Regions from separate parts of the Mus musculus genome. Here region 1 is linked to region 2. A link is a loop called in an ENCODE intact Hi-C map of the cell type or tissue named here. Cell type or tissue: left cerebral cortex. All regions are shown on one strand.

Region 1 (8,000 bases), 370 kb after region 2:
AATTATGGAGATTCCAGCAGCTAAACAATCAGCCACATAGTCTTGAGCCTGTGGTAAAGGAGTGCCTCGTGGGTGGAAGACATGGAAAAAGTGTATAGTGTCACAAAATGGCTCATCTCAGGGCCAGGAAGCAGAAAGGAAAGACAACAGGTCTGGGATCCTATGATCTGTTAGGGAAAGGATTCCAACAATAGAGAAATGCCCTTCTACATCCCATGCCTTCTTGGTGATACACCCTAGAGTCAAGCCTTTAGCCCACAGCCCTCTGGAGAACATCTATCATCTAAGCTTGGGAAGTCTCTCCTCAATACCACCACTCTATTGTGACTTAGGATTTTGGATCTGAGGACTTTTCATGGATTCTATTCCAATCAACTTTTGTTAAAGAGGAAAAAAAAAAAAAAGGACATAGTGCTCACTGGATGACCAAGTATATTTCTGACAAGAAATAACTTTTAAGTTTGCATTACTGAGACATGAAACTTCTGTTTATGGTTTTACTTTTTTTCAGTCAGTAACAGTTGGCCATGGGCTAGCTTCCAGTCCTGTGTAATCTGTAACTAGTTAGTTTCACCTGCACTGTGTGTGTATGGTTCCAATTCTCTCCACAGAGGCCTTGCTTGTGCCATGATGTATTAACGTTGGTACAAGAAAGTCTTGTACCCCAAAATATGGGATTACAATCCCTGCTTTTGCCAACTTTAAGATCTATAGCCAATCTATCAAATAAAACCAATCTCCAAGCCTTAATTTTCTCATTAGATACTAATAATTTTTGATATTTATAGTTCATTTCCTGCAAACTCTGATCTTTAACTATATTATCCTGTAACACTTTGATATGGGATTTAGGAACATTCTCTTTAATTTTTTTTCTTGAGTCAGTGTCTCACTGTGTATCTCTGGCAATCCTGGAACTCAATATGTAGATAAGTCTGGCCCTCAACTCACAAAGATCCACCTGTCTCTGCCTACTGAGTGCAGGGAGAAAAAGTATGTGCCATCATGCTTGTCCTAAAGGACTTCCTTTTCAATTAAATAAAGTGGTGACTTTCCTAGAACATACTATCAATTACCTCATAATAGGCCTTGTGTAGTTTATGGGAAAATTAAATGTACACATGTCTTATATACTCTGAAACATTACAGAAAAGCCAATGTCTATCAGGTAGAGGTGTGAGAAAACTTTGGGATCCTTAGCAACTCAAGGAACCAGTAACTACTCATCAGACTGACCCCAGCCATCCTGTTCTGCTCATCAAGACACAAGTGCAGGAGGAAGGACCATGAACACCGACACACAGTGTGGGGCAATGGTTTCTAAGCTTCATTGACACAAGGGTCATGAAGGAAGAAATGTGCTTGGAAAATGGCTCTTCCTGGGACTTACATCCAGATGTGACCCAGGCCGAGGACAGAGTTTCAGGTTCTGTTCTTCCTTAAGCTCTCTAGGTGATTTTGGTGGAGGAGTTCTGGAGGTTTAGATTAAGCCCAGGACCACTGACTCTGAAGGAAAGAAAGCTACTAGCCAGTTTGCTGTCATTATTTTATATCTTGATAGCTAAATATCAACAGAAAAATGAATGAAAGAAAAGGATATTTATGTGACATAAGTATCGCTAGTGCTTCCAGGATCTTGATGGTCTTTGTACGTTACTGAGTGACTTTCAGGTGTTTTCTTACCAGGTTGCCTTTTGACTAAGAGAGAGGGACAGCTGGCTACCTCAGCTGAGATTTACAAGGCAAGGATTTACAATGGAGTGAGAGGACAAACTTGCCAAGTTTCCTCTTACCTATGGCCACTTATGCCAGGCAGGGAGCAAAGGCAATGCATTGTTTTATGCTTTATGAGGTGGCTGTGGTCAGGCACTGCAATCATTTGGTCAGCTTGGAATTCGGCTCAAAGAACAGGACGCTCTGACGTTTCTGAGCAATTAGTGAGGTCTGAACCCATAAAACAGATCAAAAGACACCATCAGATTCTCTCTCTCTCTCTCTCTCTCTCTCTGTCCCCCCACCCCCAGTCAGGAATATTGATATTTCCCTAAATCCATTCATGGGAATCCTATGACCAGAAAATCCTGAGGTGTTACAAATTTTAAGATTTAATTGAAATCCAAATTTGTCACAATTGAAGCAAATTTAGAGGCATAGATTCCCTGATTGCTCCCAGTTTTAAGGAGTAAGAGATGGTAAGAACGTTTTGTAAAGGGCCAGATATTAAGCATGATTAGTTTTATAAGCAATCTGTTCTTCATGACAACTTATGAGCACTCTCCCTGGCTTCTCAAAGCAGCCACTGGAAGCACATACTACAGCTGAGTGTTTCTAGGTTCCAGCAGTCCTTAGATGGTGTGTCAGATTGGGCCCATGAGTGTCTTTTCAATAGCACCTGCTACCGGAGATGGCGAGGGCTCACTGTTTACCTCCAGTCTTTGTCCTTGAGGGTGACTATCACAAAATACTAGCAACTCAGAATCTGGCAGATGATACAGATTTATTCCCCCTCATTCTAGAGGTTCTGAGGGTTGGGGCCAAGGCACCAGCAGACTTGTTGTCTGAGAGCTCCCAGTCTTTATCCCCAGAGGGTGCCTTTCAGTTGGGTTCTCACTGGGCAAGTAGCTCTCAGGGTTTCCCAGATAAAACACTTACCCTAATCGTCGAGCTGCACTGGCTCTACCCTCTAAAGTGGCACACTGGTGGTTTCAACGTGAAGCACTCACTTACACGTGGACACACCCTGGCTGGGAGTCCCTGCTTTTGACAAGTTATTTCGGTTTGTGAATCATGTTGTATTCTGTGAATCTTATTCTCTCTCTTTTCTGTAGCACTATAAATGGAGCTCAGACGTTGTAGATGTTCATTTATGCTGCGGTCCTACCGAGGCACCATGTCTTACCACGAGAGGACCTTGTGTTTGTTTGGTTTGTAGCATTTTGGCGTGCTCCACACTATTATATAATTCCTCGTCGACTCACTCATCCTTTGTCATCTGGGAAACAGGTTGTACCACCTCGAGCTGAAGGCAGCAGGAGCGGAGCAGATGGCTCCTCAGCAAATTCTTGGTGGTGGGGGGGAGACAGCTTGGGTTCTATATATTCCTCTAAGCTAACTGGTGTCAAGCTGTTGCTCCAGATCACTCCAGCGTGTCAACACACGGTCTTTATTAACCGAGACAAGGTGACTTGCTCCATTACACTCTGAATGCCAGTGCCCCCTCATCTGCCTTTTGTTAATTCAAGGAAGAATCGCTTCGGCTTCTGTGTTTCTGAGGTAGAGAAGTTCAGGTTAGGAAATAGGCTGAGGACATGCAGGGTTTACCTTCACTACGTTGAGATTTATAAAGACCCCAAGATTTAAAGGCTATCGGGAGATAGAGAACAACACTGTTCCTCAAGTCTCTCTTACTCAAATATGATCAACCTTCAGGGAGTCCCAATATTTTCAGTCACAATTAACTTGGGGGGGGGGTCTTCAAACAACTTTCTGTTTTCATATAACACAGTTTTCCTAGTAGATAAGGGCTAGTTTGAAGTTATACCTGACCCATGTCACTTGTTTCAATGGATTCCATTTTTCCTCTTCAGAATCAAATGAATTTCCCAGCATTCCATTTGTTTTTCTTACCAAATTTTAGAACATCAGCCCTGAAACTATTTTTTTTGTCATGGGATCCAATGTGATCCAGGTTCCTGGTCCTCTTCTGTCCCTCAGGGTGAGTCCCTGTGCTTTAATTGATGTTCACTTCCTTTGGACTGGGCGGCTCATCAGTTTCCAGTCCCTGCCATGTTCTGGTTAGAATCCCACTCTAACCAGCTTTACCCACCATGACTACTCTTCAGTCTTGGAAGGAAGATGATTGGGATGGGATGATTGCTTTAGTCCTGAGGAGTTTATAGTGGTAAAGACATATGATTTGATGTTTTCATAGGCTATCTTACTGCATAAATTCCAAGGTGCTATGTTGTAAAGAGTTTATGTATTTATTCAAGCCTGTGGCTTTACATTTGGTTCTTGGATGACAAGTATCGGTACATTCTGGGAACTTGTTAACCACACAAGGTCTCATCGTCCTCCCTAGATCTGCTGTAATAAGATCTTTTAACAGTTGATCCAAAAATCTGCTTTTCATAGAGAGCTGCCGATCAAGTTGGAGAAGCGCTGTTCTAGAACTCTCTGTGCTTCGGATGTGGCAGCCCCCCAAGGAGGAGCCCAGCAGTTAGAACTCGTGATTCAGACTACTCCTCACTTCCTTCTATTTTTCTCTCCATATGCTTTTCTGTGCTGACTTGGAGCACATACTCTGCCAAGGTTTTGATTGATGCCCTCTTGTGGCTGTGAGGATTTCTAAATGTACAGCAAAATTCTTTGACCTACTGCTCCCTTTCTGGCTTCTTATCTCTCTATCATTCTGGGAAAACTCAGTCTTAATGATCCGACATTATTGGAAGCAATATTCACCACCGTGTCCTCCCCGCACAAGTGTTTCTCCCCTCTATTCCTGTTTATCATCACTGATCTCACAGCAGGACTGGACCCAGTGTCAGCTGCATGAATCACTTATCTCTCAGGCAAAGTTATGGGGGGGGGGTAATAAAATCTCAGTAACAAAATAGTACTTTAATGAGATATATTTTAGTTAAACTTTCTATGAAATTATTCGTGATGAGCTATATGAAAATTTTAAAGTTACTACCATGAAGCTGGGGATGTGACTCAGTGGTGACACACTTGCACGTACAAGGTTCTGGGTTTACCCCCCCCCCCCCCGGACTGTCTCCCCACAACATGCCACCAGAATAAAGTTAACTTTGCTATGACTAGCCATGGTGGAGCTTGAGGCAAAAGAGAAAATCTGTGGTACTAATCTTGTGAAATTTAAAATGTAGTCTTTTCATGGATACTATGCACATGTTTCTCCTTTTCCAAATAATTCATAGGATTTCTTCACATTAATTATTGCAGTTTTGGTGGCCACTCATTTGTTACTAGACAAAGCATTCTTTGCCTCTTATACCAAAACAGTGCTTCAGAACAGGGCCACATCCTCTTCCCTGATCACCTAAGTCTTGCTATTTTCAAGCAAGAACAGATACTATGTAATGACTTGACAGGCATCAAGAAAAACCTGTTACTGGACCCATCACACCCATCTTTCCCCTCTGTATTAGCTTTCCATGTCATAACTAATACTTTAGCCAAGTATTGGCGGGGGGGGGGGGGGAAGCACATCTCGGTTTCAAAGGTGAATATTATAAATCCAGACATCTTTCTTATATTGGCTCAATACAAGATAGAGTTCTAGCAGAGGAAGTGGCTCCCAAAAGGAAGAGCTTGGAGGAATCTGGGGCCACTGCTTGTCCCAGGGCTGGGGGCAATCTGATCATCTATCTTTAGCAACAACATAGCACTCCACACCATAACTCTTGCTCATGGACCACCTTGTCATTGGGCTCTGGATGAATCTTTAATTAGATTATACTTTTTGATTTCAGAAACCCTCCCCCCCTCAGACACACACACACACACACACACACACACACACAGACAGACAGGAATTGGGCAGCCATTTTAGTCTAGACTATAATTGACCTCCTTCACGGTCTTTTTATCACTTCACAATGCATTTGAGACAAAGCAGAATTGTGATGTCATTGAATAAACCAAAGCAGCATTTGAAAAGGTTGGAGGCTGGGTTGCCTTCGTAGTATGTTCACTAGCTGTGATCGCAGCTCTCCAGAAGCTTCTAAGGCTATGAGATGGAGACCTCAAATGCAGATACACAGAACAGCACACACAAAGTCGTTTCTACCACCACATCTACCCATCAAAACAAAATGACAGTTCAAACGTGTTCTTGAGGCATGGCACTGTTTCTTTCATACATTTCCAAACCAAATGCAGCCGCAGCCGCAGCCAGACTCACGGGTCTTTGAAGATGCCAGAGTACTCTGTGCACAAATTCACCTTTCATGCAAAAAATTCCAAAACCCAGTCTACAAACATGCCCTTCATAAATCACCAAAGAGGCTCTTAGTTGCACTACTGCATGAATTAAAATTGTCAGGACTCTTTCCCTTTACAGAAGTCAGTCGGTCTCCTTTAAAGTTCTGAGAGCTGTCAGGTTTCTAGAGTTTGAACTCCAATAAAGAAACACGATTTTTCTTTGTATTTAGGGGTTTACAACAGAGTGTCAAGCTCCGACCTGTTTTGAAAGTCGCCTGAGCAGGTTGGGATTCTATTACTATAGTAACATAACAAGATAAAGGATCTTAAGGATAATTTTTTTTCCTAAGATTTTTCAAGAGATTTCTTCTTGCCATTTATGGCTTGAGAGAATTATCTTGTGTAAATTTATGTATTGTGAAATTATCTGTCATTGGAGTGTTTAATTTTTCATGCTTTTATAGTCTAGAATGCACCGTAAGTGCATTGAGCCAAATGAGGAGCCTTTGGGACACCTTTGCACCAGTGAACACTGTTGTGCTTTTGTGGGGTTTTGTGGAGTGTGCCAGTCTATCGCCAGACAGGGGGCAAACTATGTCAAATGTGGGGTGACTTCATTTGTACTCTGACGAAGAGCCATGTGATGTGCCAACCACTGAGAGGAAAAAACAAGGACCGTATTAACATATGTCTCTGCCATTAACCTTGAAAGCCACTATACTCACATCTTCCAGAGGATGGGGCACACTTCCTAGGTTATTGGACAAGTGTCCAATCCACCACAATTCAGTAGACACCAAATCTACCAGGCACCTTACAGAAAACTCAGCACAAGAGGCTCGGGGTGTGTGACATAAGAGAGGGACTACCATGGCATTATGCACCCACACACCCTTTACTTCTCTGAAGCCCTCAAACAGTTGGAAAGTACCCTCTAATCACATTACTGTCCCGGGTAACGTGAGTCATAAGGATAAGATGCCAAAGTTTTCCAAATCACTTTGCACCCTAATATATATAAATAAATCATGAAGTGGCTTAGAGTAATGGGAAGTTATGAGGAACTTTTTCTTCTAAACGTTTTAAAATGAGTCCCAAGCATTATCCAGCCAGAGACGGGAAAGGACGTTAATGTTTACAGGTTTGCATGCACGCACAGGTTCTGCTTGGTTCGCGGTGGCTCTTCCGTCCTCCCAGGGGCTGTCTGCTGAAGCATTCCCTGCTGCTGTGGGTGAGTCAGTCCTTTCGGTTGGATACAATTTGCAGCCCCATTATCCAGTCTAATCGCAGCAAAATGCAACCAGAAACATCCTCCCACCCCCACCCGCCAAGTTGCTGGCGCAGGCAAATGGGAAGCTTGCTCATGTTCATTTCGGTTGCCATGACATTTCCTCAATTACCTCACGGACCTGAATCACTCGTCCTCGACGCTGTTTTCATCCCGACTGTCTGGAAGACAGAGACTTGTTTTTGTTTGGAGGTACTCAAGAGAAAACCATAAGCGGGTCAAGATGCTATGGTTCTCTCGAACGTTGGACAGGCCCGGAATGCCCTTGGAAGCTTCAATCTACCTTAGGCTGACTGTGAGAGCCAGCTGGTCACATAAGCACTGGGATTTACTTATTTTCAAAAGAGGCATTCCTAGGCAGCACCCCCATTTTACAAATGTGAAAGAACACCTCTAAAGGTTAAATGTGGAGGAGTCATAACACATATAACTGAGAAGAATAATGGACGGTGCAGACTCCTGAGATGCGTGTGGGAAGGCATGGAGAGGCGTGCATCTCCTAAGGCCTTTCTTTCCCCTGTGTCTGTTTCAGATGCTCTGAAACGAGCTGTGTTTCTAAGTGTATCATGAAAAGGCATTAATCAAATCTGCAATATTTGTCTTTAGAAGGAGTTTTGGCACGATATTCTACCCTTTTTGATGATATGTTATAGTATACATTGAGGCAGCCCCCCCAACACATAAATAAATAAGAAATGTTAAAATGTAGCAATATTTGCTCACACAGCAAGGGATGAGGTATGGCTTTCAGTAAGAAGGGAAGAAA
Region 2 (8,000 bases):
GCATGCAGAGCCAAACGATGATGTAATATTTATTGAGCATCTATTATGGACAAGGCTCTGTTTGTTAGGGATGTATTGCTCCTGTATCCCTGTTTTTAAAGGAAGGATTGGCTTAAGCCTATTATTCCAGTGTGCTCTGGTTTGCACAATGTATTAAGTAATCAGCTACCTCTGGGTGATGAAAAAGATTCCAACTTAATTCAAGAAAAAGAAAAGGTTGCTCTTGACACTGTGTTAGGTGTGAGTCGGAGACAGCTGTCATCTGTAGGCCAACTTGGGCTTTTTATGAGGAAATAAAGTCATGGAAACTGCCAAGAAAAAGAAGGAAACAAATCTAACACCTTCTCTCACAATAATTTCCAGAAATTTGTAAAAGGAAGGCCTGGTGGCTGACAGGAGTCTAACACGAAATTATCTTCAAGATGTCTCTGTGGTGTGTCTTTGTGGCATGAGATCTAGATGGTGGGAAGCATGCTTGGAGCCAGCACTGCAGTGTCTACCTGTAATTCCAGCACTCGGGATGCTGAGACAGAGGATTCCAAGTTCAAGGCCATCCTGAGATACACAGTTAGGTTCTGGTTGATTTAACCATCCTGTGGTGTTCAGCAAAAGAAGCTAGGTTAGGAGCACGTCTTTATAGGTTTTCTTCCTTCCTTCTTTTCCTTCCTTCTTTTCCTTCCTTCCTTCCTTCCTTCCTTCCTTCCTTCCTTCCTTCCTTCCTTCCTTCCTTCCTTCCTTCCTTCCTTTCTTCCTTCCTAGTACTGGACAGATATTGTTCTCTCTCTCTGTCTCTCTGTCTCTCTGTCTCTGTCTCTCTGTCTCTGTCTCTCTGTCTCTCTGTCTCTCTGTCTCTCTGTCTCTCTCTGTCTCTCTCTGTCTCTCTCTGTCTCTGTCTCTCTCTCTCTCTCTCTCTCTCTCTCTCTCTCACACACACACACACACACACACACACACACACACACACACACACACACTTTTTTTTTCTCTGTGTAGCCCTCACTATCCAGGAACTTGCTCTGTAGGCCAGCTGGCCTCAAACTCAATGAGATCCACCTGTCTCCCTTCTCCAAGTGCTGGGTGCTGGGGTTTAAGGCATGTGCCAGCACTATCTGGATATGTGTGTGTGTGTAAATTAGTCTCCACTTGTGATTAAATAAAAAAGAAGGTGCCATGATAATGAGCAGGTGACCAGAGGGGAGCCGTAAATCAGATATCCGGGAGAGTTTTCCCACAGGGTTGAATGAGAAATCGGAGGAGAGTGAGAAAGAGGCTGGAAAACAGTTTCTAGAGACGTTGGTTATGCCTGACACAGAACCACCTTTGCTAATCGGTGCATGTGGCCCAGATGTATCAAAACTGTGGGTTGGGGAAGAACTTGGAGATCTCTATATACCTGCATGGTTTTCTCACATTAAGTTTTTGAGACAGAGTCTCATGTAACCCAGACTTGAACTTATAGAGCCAAGGACAACCGTGAACTTCTGATCCTCCCATCTCCCAAAGGCTGATATTACAAGTGCACCACTATGCCTACATACACACATATATGTGTATAGATGTATGTATATATATATACATATGTGCATATATGTATATATATATATATGTGTGTGTGTATGTATGTATGTGTATGAATATGTATATATGTGTTCATATATATCCTATATAATACATAGATTCACACATACATATATGGTTATGATTATGAATGGTATTAATAAAGTACAGATTATTAAAGCATGACCGAAGTCACAGTACACACATACATGCAGCCGCATACACGCAGGCACACACCTATCATTAGAAGATAAGAGACAGAGACAGTTCTGTGTGTGAGTGTGAATGAAGAGTCCTTAAAGGTCTCAGGAGAAGCTGGACGTGGTGGCGTATGCCTACAGTGCCAGCACAGGAGCTGGAGTCAGAAGAACCTCGAGTCTCGTGCCAGCCTGGCCTACGCAGTTCTTAACTGTGTCCCCATTTTGAGAAGTTTCAGGAGCAGAAGGGTGAGGACACAGGTTCAGGGATGTCCTTAGTTCTGTGTTAATTTTCCTGTGTCTTTGCTGCTTTAAACATTTGTGTTAAATGTTGAATGTTCCTGTAGAAACAACACATGCTTTTCATTTTTCCCAGATTTATTAAGATAAAATTGACAAATATATTTATGAGGCACATAATTCAATGGCTAAATAGACAATTTTCTCTTTAAAAAAAAAAAAAGAATTCCGAAGTGACTGTAGTTTTTTTTTTTTTTTTTTTTTGAGACAGGGTTTCTCTGTATAGCCTTGGCTGTCCTAGAACTCACGTTGTAGGCCAGGCTGGCCTCGAACTCAGACTTCTGCCTGCCTCTACCTCCCAAGTGCTGGGATTAAAGGCATGCACCACCACACCCAGCTACAAAACATCGTTGTTAACTACAGACGGAAGTTTGAGTTCGAGGCCAGCCTGGTCTACAGAGTGAGTTCCAGGTCAGCCAGGGCTAAAAGAGAAACCCTGTCTCGAAAAACCAAAATCAAACTGAAACAAAACAAAACAATGCAGTTCTGTACTGGACTCTGGGCATCTGCTAAGAGAGGTCATAACCTAAACAAAATCAAAGACAAAAGGCAAAACGCAAAGGCTATTTTAAGATCAGAGTTTGAAGAGTTTACACGTATTTGGTCTTAGAAGATGAGAAAGCAAGCAGCAGACACGGAGGGCATGTTCTGCATGCTTGCTTTGATGAGGTGGACATAGGCACGCTGACTCACCTCTGAGTGCACTGTGACTTGATTCCCATGACTAATAATGTACCTATGTTCTGCCTCATGGGTGGCTTGTTTTCCTCTCCTTTCTGGCTTAGCATGACTTTTGTCCACTCTTAGGATTTAAGGATTTCACTGTATATGTGTATATATGTGTGTGTGTGTGTGTGTGTGTGTGTGTGTGTGTGTTTGTGTATTTCAGCTTCTTTCACTTATATTGCTGATTTTGCACTATTTAAAATTCAGTTTAAACCACCTTTTCCCTATATCCCCATATGTTCAGTGATTATCAACTTATCTTCTATCAATGATCTGTCTGTCTGCCTGTCCTATCATCTATCTATCTATCTATCTATCATCTATCTGTATTCTATTATCTAGCTATCCATTGTCCATCTTCTTCCTTTGTGGGCAATTTTTGAATTTTCACCTTTGGAAGGGATTCTGTGACCTACAGTTCCGTGAGGCACTCGATTCCCCTGTTCCAAGAATTACTTTTCTGACAACAGATGTCTGAGTATCTCTGGGTGACAGATTCCCTTGCCCTCAGCCATGGGCTCAGGAGTTGAGCTTATGACCTGTCCCTCAGCCACAAGAATAGGCTCAGTGGTGGGCTTGTGATCCATACAGACCCAAGGACATGCCAGAGTTGTTGCCCTAAAGCTGTACTTCTGAGAGACTTGCACTTTGTCTTTGAAGGATTTAAAAAAATAAGTTATAAAGGTAATGCTGGGAAAACCATCTTGTCCCCACAGGGTGCCCCAGAATGAGCCACATAAGGAAATCAGAATGGAACCAAAAGACAGAAGCAATAGAAAAGCAAAGTTGAGTTTGGGCAAGCTCATTGAAACTCTACTCCTGCCTGTTCTGCATCTGTTTTTTTTTTTTTTTTTCATTTCAATTCTGCACCACCCCATATATGCACATGCGAACATACACACATGCACCATTCATTCTAGTTACCTAGTGAGGGAGCCTGCTGCTTTCTGCTTGCATGAATCCCATGGGTTCTTGGGATAATAAGAGCCTACACGAATGGAGAGAGCATTCACTTGTGCAGGGCCCCATGCTGGAGGTTTTACATAGGTGTCAAGACTTTCAGTGGTCAGTGGAGCGCTTCTGTTTTAACCTTCAGTTTTCTGTGGCACCAAACTACAGAATGACAAGAACAAAACTCTTCTGTGACTGCTAAACAGAAGACTCAGGGCTTAGTCTTTGTTTTCAGAGTCAAGGCTGTATTACTAACATTCTTTTTTGTGACTATCTATCTGTTTGTCATATCTATTTATAATTTATTTGTTTATAGTTTTGCAGTGTGTACTGTGTATGACACACGTGTGTGACTCACACTTGTGAATGTGCAGGTGTGCACTTGGAAGGCAGAGCAAGCTCTCAGGAGTTCTCCTGCCCTCCCCCCACCTTATTGCCTTGAGATAGGGACTCTCACTGAATTGGAGTTCACTGCTTCAGCTAAACTGTTTCAGTGAGCTCTTCAGATCTGCGTGTCTCTGCCCCTGCTCCCCAATCCCCTGGGCTGGGCTTCCAAGCCTGCAGAGCCACACCCAGTTCTGTTTGATGTGGAGATTCAGACTCGGAGTCTCATTTTTGAACACTGAGCTCTCCATGACTGAGCCATCTCCTCAGACTCCCCTTTTTGTGACTCTTTATTCCCTTCACTTATTCTCCACGTGCAGAATGTTGTTGGTGGGGAATCGGAAACCCTGAGTAACTGATGTCTTTCAAGAGTCAGGTAGCTCAAGGTTTGGATCTGAGAGCTGGCTACAAAGAAATTGAAGACTGAGTGCTAGATCGAGGCTGTGTGGAGAAGGAACAAGGGTTAGGGGTGCAGTTCAGTTTGTAGAGCACTTGCCTAGCTTGTTTAAAAGTCTGGATTTGATCTCCAGCACCGCACACAACCTGGCCTGGTGCCTGGCACATGTGTGCTGTCCCATCTCGGAGCAGGTTGTAGTGGGAGACCAAGCCATCCCTGGCTGTTTAGGAAGTTTGGAATACGTGAGATGCTAATTTGAGAGCCAACAAAAGAACATAAAAGGGTTCTAAAAAAAAGTCCTATGGGGGACTGAGGTGTGATGTGGTGTGTGTGTGTGTGTGTGTGTGTGTGTGTGTGTGTGTGTGTGTGTGTAAGCATGCACATATACATGTGAGCATATGAATATCCTAGGTGAATCTGAAAGTTCTTTCGAATCAGAGTCTGGTTTTAGGAAGCCTTGTCTACCCATTCCTGGGAGCTCACGTGGCAAGGGGAGTGACAACAGAAACAGGCAGAATCGCAGCTTAAATCTCTTCATATGATATTGACAGGAAGCAGACAGCCTTTAAAAATTCCTTCAGCTATGATGTACTGTCATTCTGGTGGTCAGGATAAAATGTGCCTCTTACTGTTTCTCCTCCTGGGCTCTTTCCTCTCATACTCGTGTCAGAGTGGTCATTTAACAGACATCCATCAAAAGCAGTAGAAAACGTGCGATTATGGGTATTCATATGCCTACTTGTATGTACACATGCACACAAACACACACTCACACACACAAACACATACACACACACGCACACACACACAAACACACACACATGCACACACACACACACTCACACACACATGCACACACACAAACACAAACACACACACATGCACACACACACATGCACACACACAAACACACACATGCACACACACACAAACACACATACATGAACACACATGCACACACACACTCACACAGACACACACGCACGCACACACAAACACACATACATGCACACACACACCCACACCCACAAACACACACGCACGCACACACACACACACACCTCCGTCCCCCATAGGGCTTTTCTTAGAACCTGTTTATGTTCTTTTTTGGCTCTCAAATTAGCATCTCACGTATTCCAAGCTTCCTAAAGAGTCAGGCCCCCAGCACTGCATGAACCAGGCATTCTGACACATGCTTGTAATCTCAGAGGCATACACTTTGGAGATGGGAGCAGGATCAGAAGTTTAAAGCCATTTTTTTTACCTACATAGTGAGTTTGAAGCCATTCTGAGCTGTATGACACCCAGTGTCAAAAAAATGTATTTTCAAAGAAGAATTCTTTTTTTTTTTTTTTTTTTTTTAAATTTCAAAATCTCAGCATATGGGAAGCAGAGGCAGATAGCTGTGCTCGCTGGAAGTCATCCCGGACTGCATGGTGAGTTCCAGATCAGTCAGGTCTATATAAGACTCTGTCTCAAAACCCTCATCTGCCTAAACCAAAATGGAAAACAAACAAACAAACAAACAAGCAGTTTTCTCCCTCTCCATCCTTCTCCATCTTGGCTTACAGTATTGCTGAATCTTCAGTTATCTAAGTTGGAAACATCAGGCACAACGTTCAGTTCTTCCTTCTTTCTCCCCCGCCATGTGGACGCTGCTCACAGCTTCTCCTGTCACCTTGAAGCTGCCAGCCTGGTGCTGGGTGCATGGGAGAGGGAGGGCTTACTGCTCAGCTGTCACTGAGGTGCTAACCCCAGGGGACCCTGCAGCCGAGATGCTGACCTCTCCTGGAAAATAAGGAGCTGGGTGGCCAACAGCTACGGGACACATTTGTTTTGGCAGTTTGTCTTCTGAGACCAACAGACATACATTTCTGTCCTTTCATCTCACATGTGGTCTTAGATATAGGACCAATCACAACATGGCTGGTTGAGATCTCCAGTTATGAAGGAGACAATTATGAAGGAGACAGTAACTATTCTTATTGTCGTCACCACCACCACCACCACCACCACCACCACCACCATCACCACCACCACCATCACCACCACCACCACCACCACCATCATCATCATCATCACCACTCTTGGGATTGAGCCAGCATCCTAGAACATGGTACTACACCACTGAGTTACACTCCTGAATTCCCTATTTTGGTTTTTGATGCATGATCTTACTATATAAGATCCAGGAAGCCCTTGAGTTCACTACATACCCCAGGCTGGCCCTGATATCAAGTGATCCTTCTGTTTCTGTTTCCTGAGTGCAGGCATCAAAGGTGCCTGTACTACAATGCCTGGCCTGGGTTTGAGAGAGAGTCTCCATTAAGTTGCCCAGGCTGGCCTTGAACTCATGGTCTTTGTGCCTCAGTCTCAGCTAGTGCTATAGGCATGTGTTATTGTGCCCAGTCCATTTGTACTTCTTGAGGAGTTATTTTGTCATCTTCCTACGTGCAAAACCATCTTTAAAAAAGTATTTAAAACATTCAAAATGGTGCAGGCCTGTTCTTCAGTACTAGGTCATTGGGAACTGAGGTAAAAGCTTTGGCTGGCTTGGGCTACTGAGTAGGCTTTAGGCCAGCTTGGGGCAATTCAATAAGACCCTGTCTCAAAAACAAACAAACAAACAAACAAACAAAGAAAATGAAAACAAGAAGAAAGAGGACACAGAGCATAGCTCAGAGGTGGAGCTCTCACTGAGCATGTACAAGGCCTTGGGTTGAATTTCCAGCACTGAAAAATAAAAAGATTTTTAAGTGGAGATTTGAATCTGCTAGACTACATGACGAACATGTCACATGGTCACATACGAGTATCCTGGAACTTTTTAGCCTGGAAATCAGGCTCATTAGCTTCTGTTTGGTATACACTGTATACCACAGAAGTTGGAAACCACAAAACATTCTTAAGTTTTTCTTTTACCGTGTTTCAAAGACAACTTATCAATCCTGCTCAGTCACAGGAAAGGAGCCAAGAGACTTGAGCTTCAAAGCTGCTTTGGTCTTTGGTCTTGCAGACCTCTCTGGGGATGAAAGATACTCTTTTCCCCATAACCAGAACCGGGTGGATCATAGGCCAGTGGATTCCACCTGAGCAGACAGACAGACACCTTGTCTGGGGAAGTGCAGGGTAGATTTCAATTTCTGCTTGCTCCTTGGGTCAAGTGCCTTTGTACAGTACAGAACATGTCTGTCAACTTTGCTATTTCTTCTGGGTTTTAGATACTGTCCTGCCATCAGTAAGTTGAATGACTTGGTCTCTGTCCCTCAACATGGTAGATAATCCTGCTTCCAAAGCCATGATAACTTCGGGGTAGTTTTACCTTTGCCTCAATTGCACTATGACCTTGAGCAAATCTCTGTAGGTCCTTCTTTTCTAAGACCCTTTCTTCTGGATTGAGTACACTTGGCTGCTAATGTGCTTGAGAAAGCCAGAGAAACAGGATCTTAAGGCTTTACAGTGGGGCTTGTTTTTAACAGTCTGCTTCT

Evidence for each region. Peaks named below come from ENCODE experiments on the same cell type or tissue, not always from the same donor. Only the 100,000 strongest peaks of a DNase experiment are listed, where the experiment ranks them.
Region 1: it touches region 2 in a loop (3-fold over the local background); 2 of 42 quality-filtered maps call a loop at or near these places.

The regions. Positions count from the first base shown.
Region 1 is chr14:99,741,115-99,749,114 of GRCm38, forward strand. No RefSeq gene overlaps it. Among named protein-coding and RNA genes, the nearest start is that of Gm22970, 29 kb to the right of the region's middle. In left cerebral cortex, a CTCF peak has its summit at 4,322 (motif pointing left); DNase peaks (open chromatin) are centred at 2,938, 4,247, 7,282 and 7,733; H3K27ac peaks cover 1,143 bases.
Region 2 is chr14:99,371,126-99,379,125 of GRCm38, forward strand. No RefSeq gene overlaps it. Among named protein-coding and RNA genes, the nearest start is that of Klf5, 76 kb to the left of the region's middle. In left cerebral cortex, no CTCF peak of the experiment used is centred here; DNase peaks (open chromatin) are centred at 4,683, 4,987, 5,683, 5,964 and 1 more place; H3K27ac peaks cover 323 bases.